Linked DNA regions of Homo sapiens: region 1 is linked to region 2. Evidence: chromatin loops called from intact Hi-C (ENCODE). Cell type or tissue: CD14-positive monocyte. All regions are shown on one strand. Each heading gives the region's core, and the rest is flanking DNA. Links, peaks and the distances in the headings are about the cores only.

The links. Hi-C counts contacts between places; a loop is a spot of excess contacts. Peaks named below come from ENCODE experiments on the same cell type or tissue, not always from the same donor. Only the 100,000 strongest peaks of a DNase experiment are listed, where the experiment ranks them.
Region 1: a loop joins it to region 2, with 4 times the contacts of the local background. A loop is called at or near these places in 7 of 110 quality-filtered maps.

Annotation. Positions count from the first base shown.
Region 1 is chr12:47,326,216-47,329,138 of GRCh38, reverse strand. No RefSeq gene overlaps it. Among named protein-coding and RNA genes, the nearest start is that of LINC02416, 26 kb to the left of the region's middle. In CD14-positive monocyte, for the core only: no CTCF peak of the experiment used is centred there; no DNase peak of the experiment used is centred there.
Region 2 is chr12:47,391,578-47,394,500 of GRCh38, reverse strand. No RefSeq gene overlaps it. Among named protein-coding and RNA genes, the nearest start is that of LINC02156, 22 kb to the left of the region's middle. In CD14-positive monocyte, for the core only: no CTCF peak of the experiment used is centred there; a DNase peak (open chromatin) is centred at 1,240; H3K4me3 peaks cover 781 bases; H3K27ac peaks cover 839 bases.

The DNA of each region.
Region 1 (2,923 bases), core at 202-2,701, 65 kb after region 2:
CATTTGCATGACATTCTTAAAATAACAAAATTATAGAATAAGGAGCAGATTAGTAGCTGCCAGGGGTTAAGGAGGGGATGTAGGTGAGAGGCAAGAGGATGTGGTTATAAAAGAGCAACATAAAAGATCTCCATGGAAAGGCAGGACTGGTGGTTCATGCCTGTGGTCCTAGCTACTGAGGAGGCTGAGGTGAGAGGATCACTTGAACCTGGGAGGTTGAGGTTGCAGTGAGTCATCATTGTGCCTCTGCACTCCAGCCTGGGCAACAGAGGGAGACCCTGTCTCAGAAAAACCTTAATTAAAAAATTCTCTGTAATATATAAATAATTCACAATAAAGTGCATTATTTAAATATTATAGTGTACACCATGGACTACTATGCAGCCATAAAAAGGAATGAGATCGTGTCCTTTGCAGGCACATGGTTGGAGTTGGAAATCATTATCTTCAGCATACTAACACAGGAAGGGTAAACCAAACACCATGTGTTCTCACTTACAAGCGGGAGTTGAATTATGAGAACACATGGAAGGGAACGACACATTCTGGGGCCTCTCAGAGCAGGGTGTGGTTGGAGGAGCATCAGGAAAAATAGCTAATGGATGTTGGGCTTAATACCCAGGTGATGGGATGATCTGTGCAGCAAACCACCATGGCATACATTTACCTGTGTAACAAACCTGCACATCCTGCACGTGTACCCCTGAACTTAAAATACAAGTTGAAGAAAAAAAATATTATGGTGATATGCTTTGTGCCAGGCCATACTCCTGGGCTCAATCCTTAACATTTTAATACTCCTCACCATCAGCTGGGGATGCAGCCTGGACTATGACTGTTACAATGAGAAGGAGCAAAATCTGAGCAATTCTGGGAAGCCAAATCACCCAGGATTTGGGGAATAATGGAAGTGAGGGGAGTGGAAAACAGAAGTGCTGACTCTCTAGTTTCAAGTTAGCATGTCTAGAATAATAGAGATCCATTCAACAGCCTTGATGTAGTTGGGAGGTCTTTTTTAGGAAGGAGAATAAGAAGAAATTAGGTCCCCATGTGCTGATTTTTTCTTATTTTTTTCCTCCTTTGACAACTTTCTGAAATAATGCATCCAGTGTGCCCTGAACATAATGGTAAGAGTTTCTTTAAACCCATTAGCCAATTCTCTTAGCAACTTAGGATGTATGTTATAGAGGTGCCATTTTAAAGATATTTCAATGTTTCCAATATATTTGCTTTTTAAAATATCAATAACTTATTTCACACAATTTCCCTTGCTTATTTTCCTGATATTTTTAAAGCCAAGGGCAGATTTTAACCACAATGTTGTACCTCTGAGGTTTCCAATCATAGCATCATGCTGTTCACCTGTTTCTTTTTGGGGGGCTGTTATCTCTTCTCATGTAGATGAATTAGGAAGAACTCTTCTTTTAAGAATTTTTGGCCATTATTAACAATCTCCCTTTTTCCTTTATTTTTTTAAATTAATTAATTAGGTTTTTTGTTTTGTTTTGTTTTGTTTTTTTGAGATGGAGTCTCTCTCTGTCACCCAGGCTGGAGTGCAGTGGCATGATCTTGGTTCACTGCAACCTCCACTTCCTGAGTTCAAGCGATTCTCCTGCCTCAGCCTCTTGAGTAACTGGGATTATAGGTGTGTGCCATCTCACCCGGCTAATTTTTGTATTTTTAGTAGAGACAGGGTTTTGTCATGTTGGCCAGGCTGGTCTCAAACTCCTGACCTCAGGTGACATACCCACCTTGGCTTCCCAAAGTCCTGGGATTACAGGCGTGAGCGACCATGCCTGGTCTATTTTTTATTTTGAAATGCTCTCACTCCATTCCCCAGGCTGGAGTGCAGTGGTGTGATCATGGCTTACTGCACCTTGACCTCCTGGACTCAAGCAATCCTCCCACCTTGACCTTCCAAGTAACTGGATCTACAGGCAAGGGCCATCGCATCCAGCTAATTTTTTAAATTATTTTTTAGAGATGGAGTCCTGCTATGTTGCCCGGCTGGTCTTGAATTCCTGGCCTCAAGCAATCCTCTTGCTTTGGCCTCCCAAAAGGCTGGGATTACAGGCATGAGCCACTACACCTGGGCAGCTTCTGGTTTTATATCTTTCTTCCACATTTCTGTCAAACTATAATCTTGCTTTGCCTCTCCTTTATTTTTTATTTCAACAATGAAAGATTTTGCTGATTCCTTCTATTTCCACACTGAAAAAGTATTAGTATTTATTATTATTTTTACTTCTTGCCCTTGAGAATAACATGCATACATATGTGTGTGGTGAATATATCCATATAATATATAATATACATTATATGTACATCTTATATATGCATTTTATATATACAAAGTGCACTATGTAAAATATATATAATATATACATATTGCACTTTTCTCTTTTTCTAAATCTCCTTAGAACTAGATGTTTCATATTAAATATCTTGTACAAAACAAATCTCAAAATCATTTTTTCACTAAAATGAAGGATGCCAGAGTGATTATATAGAGCTTTCATTCCTATTCTCAAGTGCTTAGAGAGAGGCCTCTTCTGAACAGCAATGAAATTCAGAAATCTTTGGGATTAAGATGAGGTTTCTGCACAGTCCTGTAGCTGGACCACAGACTCTGCTGTGTACTGAGAGTCTTGTATCTTAATTGTCTGCCCAACCAGTACCCGTCATTAGCACTGATGTGTGTTGGGGCAGTGCCTGTTACAGCTGAAGTGCTCTTGTCCTTTTTCCTAATGAGGCAACCTCAGCATGAAATAGTCTTGCATCACCATCTCTCAAGCTGTAGGAACTCTGACGTATTCATGAGATCTGACTTTGTTTCCACAGAGCTGACCACTGATACAGAGACCAAAATCCCACTCAAATCAACGTAAGTATAGAGCTTATTTTATTTTTAATTACAGAGACA
Region 2 (2,923 bases), core at 187-2,686:
TTTGGACAAGGTAAATTTGAGATGTTTCTTAAACAAAGTCCAAGTGGATCTGGAGCTCTGGAGTATAGTCAAAGCCTGAGTTAAAAATGCTAGGAATTCCTAGCATGAGGTTGGCTTTTAACTCTATGGAGGGGCACGGTGAGACTACAGGGTGAAATGAACATCATGTGGCATCTCAGAGGAAAATCCCCTCTTTTTCCCCATCTCTTCCTCTACAACCTACACTCACCTCGGGATGTGATTCACTCAGACTCTAGGCCCACGTCCTCCCCTTGGTCCCCTGCCTCTTCAGTCTTTCTCCTCCCCTCACCCTTCCCCTCAGTTGGTGTTACAAAAGTTCAAGTAACCGGGGAAGAGAGAATTTTCCTGAGAAAGGAAAAAGGTGGCAAAGGTAGGTAGGGAGGTGGTGGGGCTGGTTCTTGGAAAATTCTCTTTGACTGTAAAAGGGGAAACAAAAGCAGCACACAATCCAGTTAGTACCAGTGCACATACTAATACTTTTTGACCTGTCACACTTTTATTGTGGTTGTTTCTGATGAGCTGCCCCTGGAATTTTCTTGAAAGCAAGAAAAATTCCTATGTTCCTAGGGAATTCCACCATTACGTTAAACCAGAGAGAGCTTAACAAAATATATTTGTTGGATAAATTGCCTTTTCATCAAAAGTACTAAATTACCTGTGTATTTATTCAATATTTAATAATTCAACAGCAGTGGAGTAAATGTTTACTGAGCCAGTACAGTATATTTGTGGATGTGTGCACATGCGTGTGTGTGTGCGTGACTTGAACACTCATAAGTAGACTCCTACATTGTGGAAGCAATGATATTTGGGAGTAGAAGAAGAATCCTGTCTGATTAAACCATCTCTTCATTGTTTAAGTGTTGGCACCCTTTACTGGTAAGTACTTGTTTTTCAATAACAAGGATGGGATGTTGGAATGAAGCTCTGGCAATCCCTGGTAATGAAACTGAAGAGCAAACGTGGCTTCCCCCTCAGATATTTTTGGCAATTAATTCACTTATATCCAACCTCTAACAGATGTAGCACTTGGGGGGAAAGAATAACTTCCTTCGTGCCTAGATTCCTTATCTTCTCATAATTAAATCATAAACAAAATAAAAGATGAAATGAAATATACATCATTGCCTTAAGAAGAAATAGAAATGCAAATGAAACGGCACAATCTGTGGATTGACAGACTCACCAGGAGTTCGCATCTGGGACTTGGCTGGCTTCCAGAGTATTTGCTTGTTCATTTCCTTACCCTCTCCTCCCTCCTCTTTCAGTCTCATTGCTTTGCCCTGACTTGAGTCCCTCTGCTCTTTCTTATCTTGCCCTGGATGGCTATTTCTCTTTCTTTTGTACGATGAGTATTTTCACATTTCCTTAGGACAGTACTGCAAAATAAGGTCAGGTTATAAAAAGAAATTATATATTCTGCTGGCAAAATAACAAATTGACAAGTCAACGAGGGCCTAGGCAAATTGATTTTTGAAAAAAACGATATGGACAATGTAGTACCTTTCTTTTAGGAAACACTACACTGCATGTTCTTCACTTTGGGGACTATTTAGAGACCCAAAGACATATGATAGTTTGAAATAGGATAGGTTTTACTCACAGCTGGGGACCAAGTGCCACAGGCTCTAAAATAAGTTTTCTACTTCCTCTACCTCAGTGACTAAAATTTCTACTTGAGGACAATATTAGTAATGCTGTATACTTCATTGGTGTTGCTGATTCTATTATTATAAATATAGTTTTAAACTACACATTTGTATGTCTTTGTTCGGCTCACTACTGCTCTTTTTTTTTGAGATGGGGTCTTGCTCTGTTGCCCAGGCTGGAGTGCAGTGGTGTGATCTTGGCTCACTGCAACCTCCGCCTCCTGGTTCAAGCAATTCTCCTGTCTCAGCCTCCCGAGTAACTGGGATTACAGGCACGTGCCACCACACTTGATACATTTTTGTATTTTTAGTAGAGATGGGGTTTTGCCATATTGGCCGGTCTGGTTTCGAACTCCTGACCTCAGGTGATCCGACCACCTCTTCCTCCCAAAGTGCTGGGATTACAGGCTTGAGCCACCGCACCCAGCCTCCACTACTGCTTTGAAGTGCCCTCCTTTTGTGCCACACACTGAACTAAAGCACGATGACACTATCTTTCCTGGTTCTCATAAAACCCTGGGAGGAAGGCATTGCTATGCCTGTTTAACAGATGAGGCGTCTGAGTATTGGAGAAAACTCATCTAACTCTTCTTATGTGTAGCAGAGCTAGGAGTTCTGATTGGACCCTCCTGGCATTCTAGCCCAGTTGAGGTCTGACTATTTTAGTGATTTGTTGGGGGATCCTCCTAAGCATAGGTGTATGCTTGCCAAAATAGCCCTCTGTGAGCCTTGGCTTATTCATCCGACTAGCTTTATTAGAGAACCGGATCTCAAGGAGGTGGGTGGGAGGTAGGTGAGAACTCTGGGAGATGGAAAGGGAGAAGGAACAGAAGCAGGCTCTGCAGGGAGGGCCAAATCCGTGCCCTGGCTGGTCACAATGCACCCAGCCCCTCCTAGCATGTAGATGGGAGTGGAAGGAGAGGAAACTGATCCAGCTTCGCTGGACACTGGCCTGGGATGAACAATTAGCCTTCTTCCAAACACGGTGACAGAGACAGACACTGCCAGGGTTCCTCGCCAGACCTCAGAAAACCCACATCCCTTGAACGTCACTGGCTTCAGCCCTCGAGTCTAGTTAGAACAAGGCGATGTTGTCATGGCTGACTTCTGGGCCCCCTGTGCTTTTGCTGGGAAGCACCCACTGCCAGTGTGTGGGTATGTGAGGTGGGGAGTGGCGGCCACAGGGGCAACACATTGGCAAGGCTCACAGCAGGGAGTTGGTTATTGGCTCAGTGCTGGCCTGGTCTGCAGTT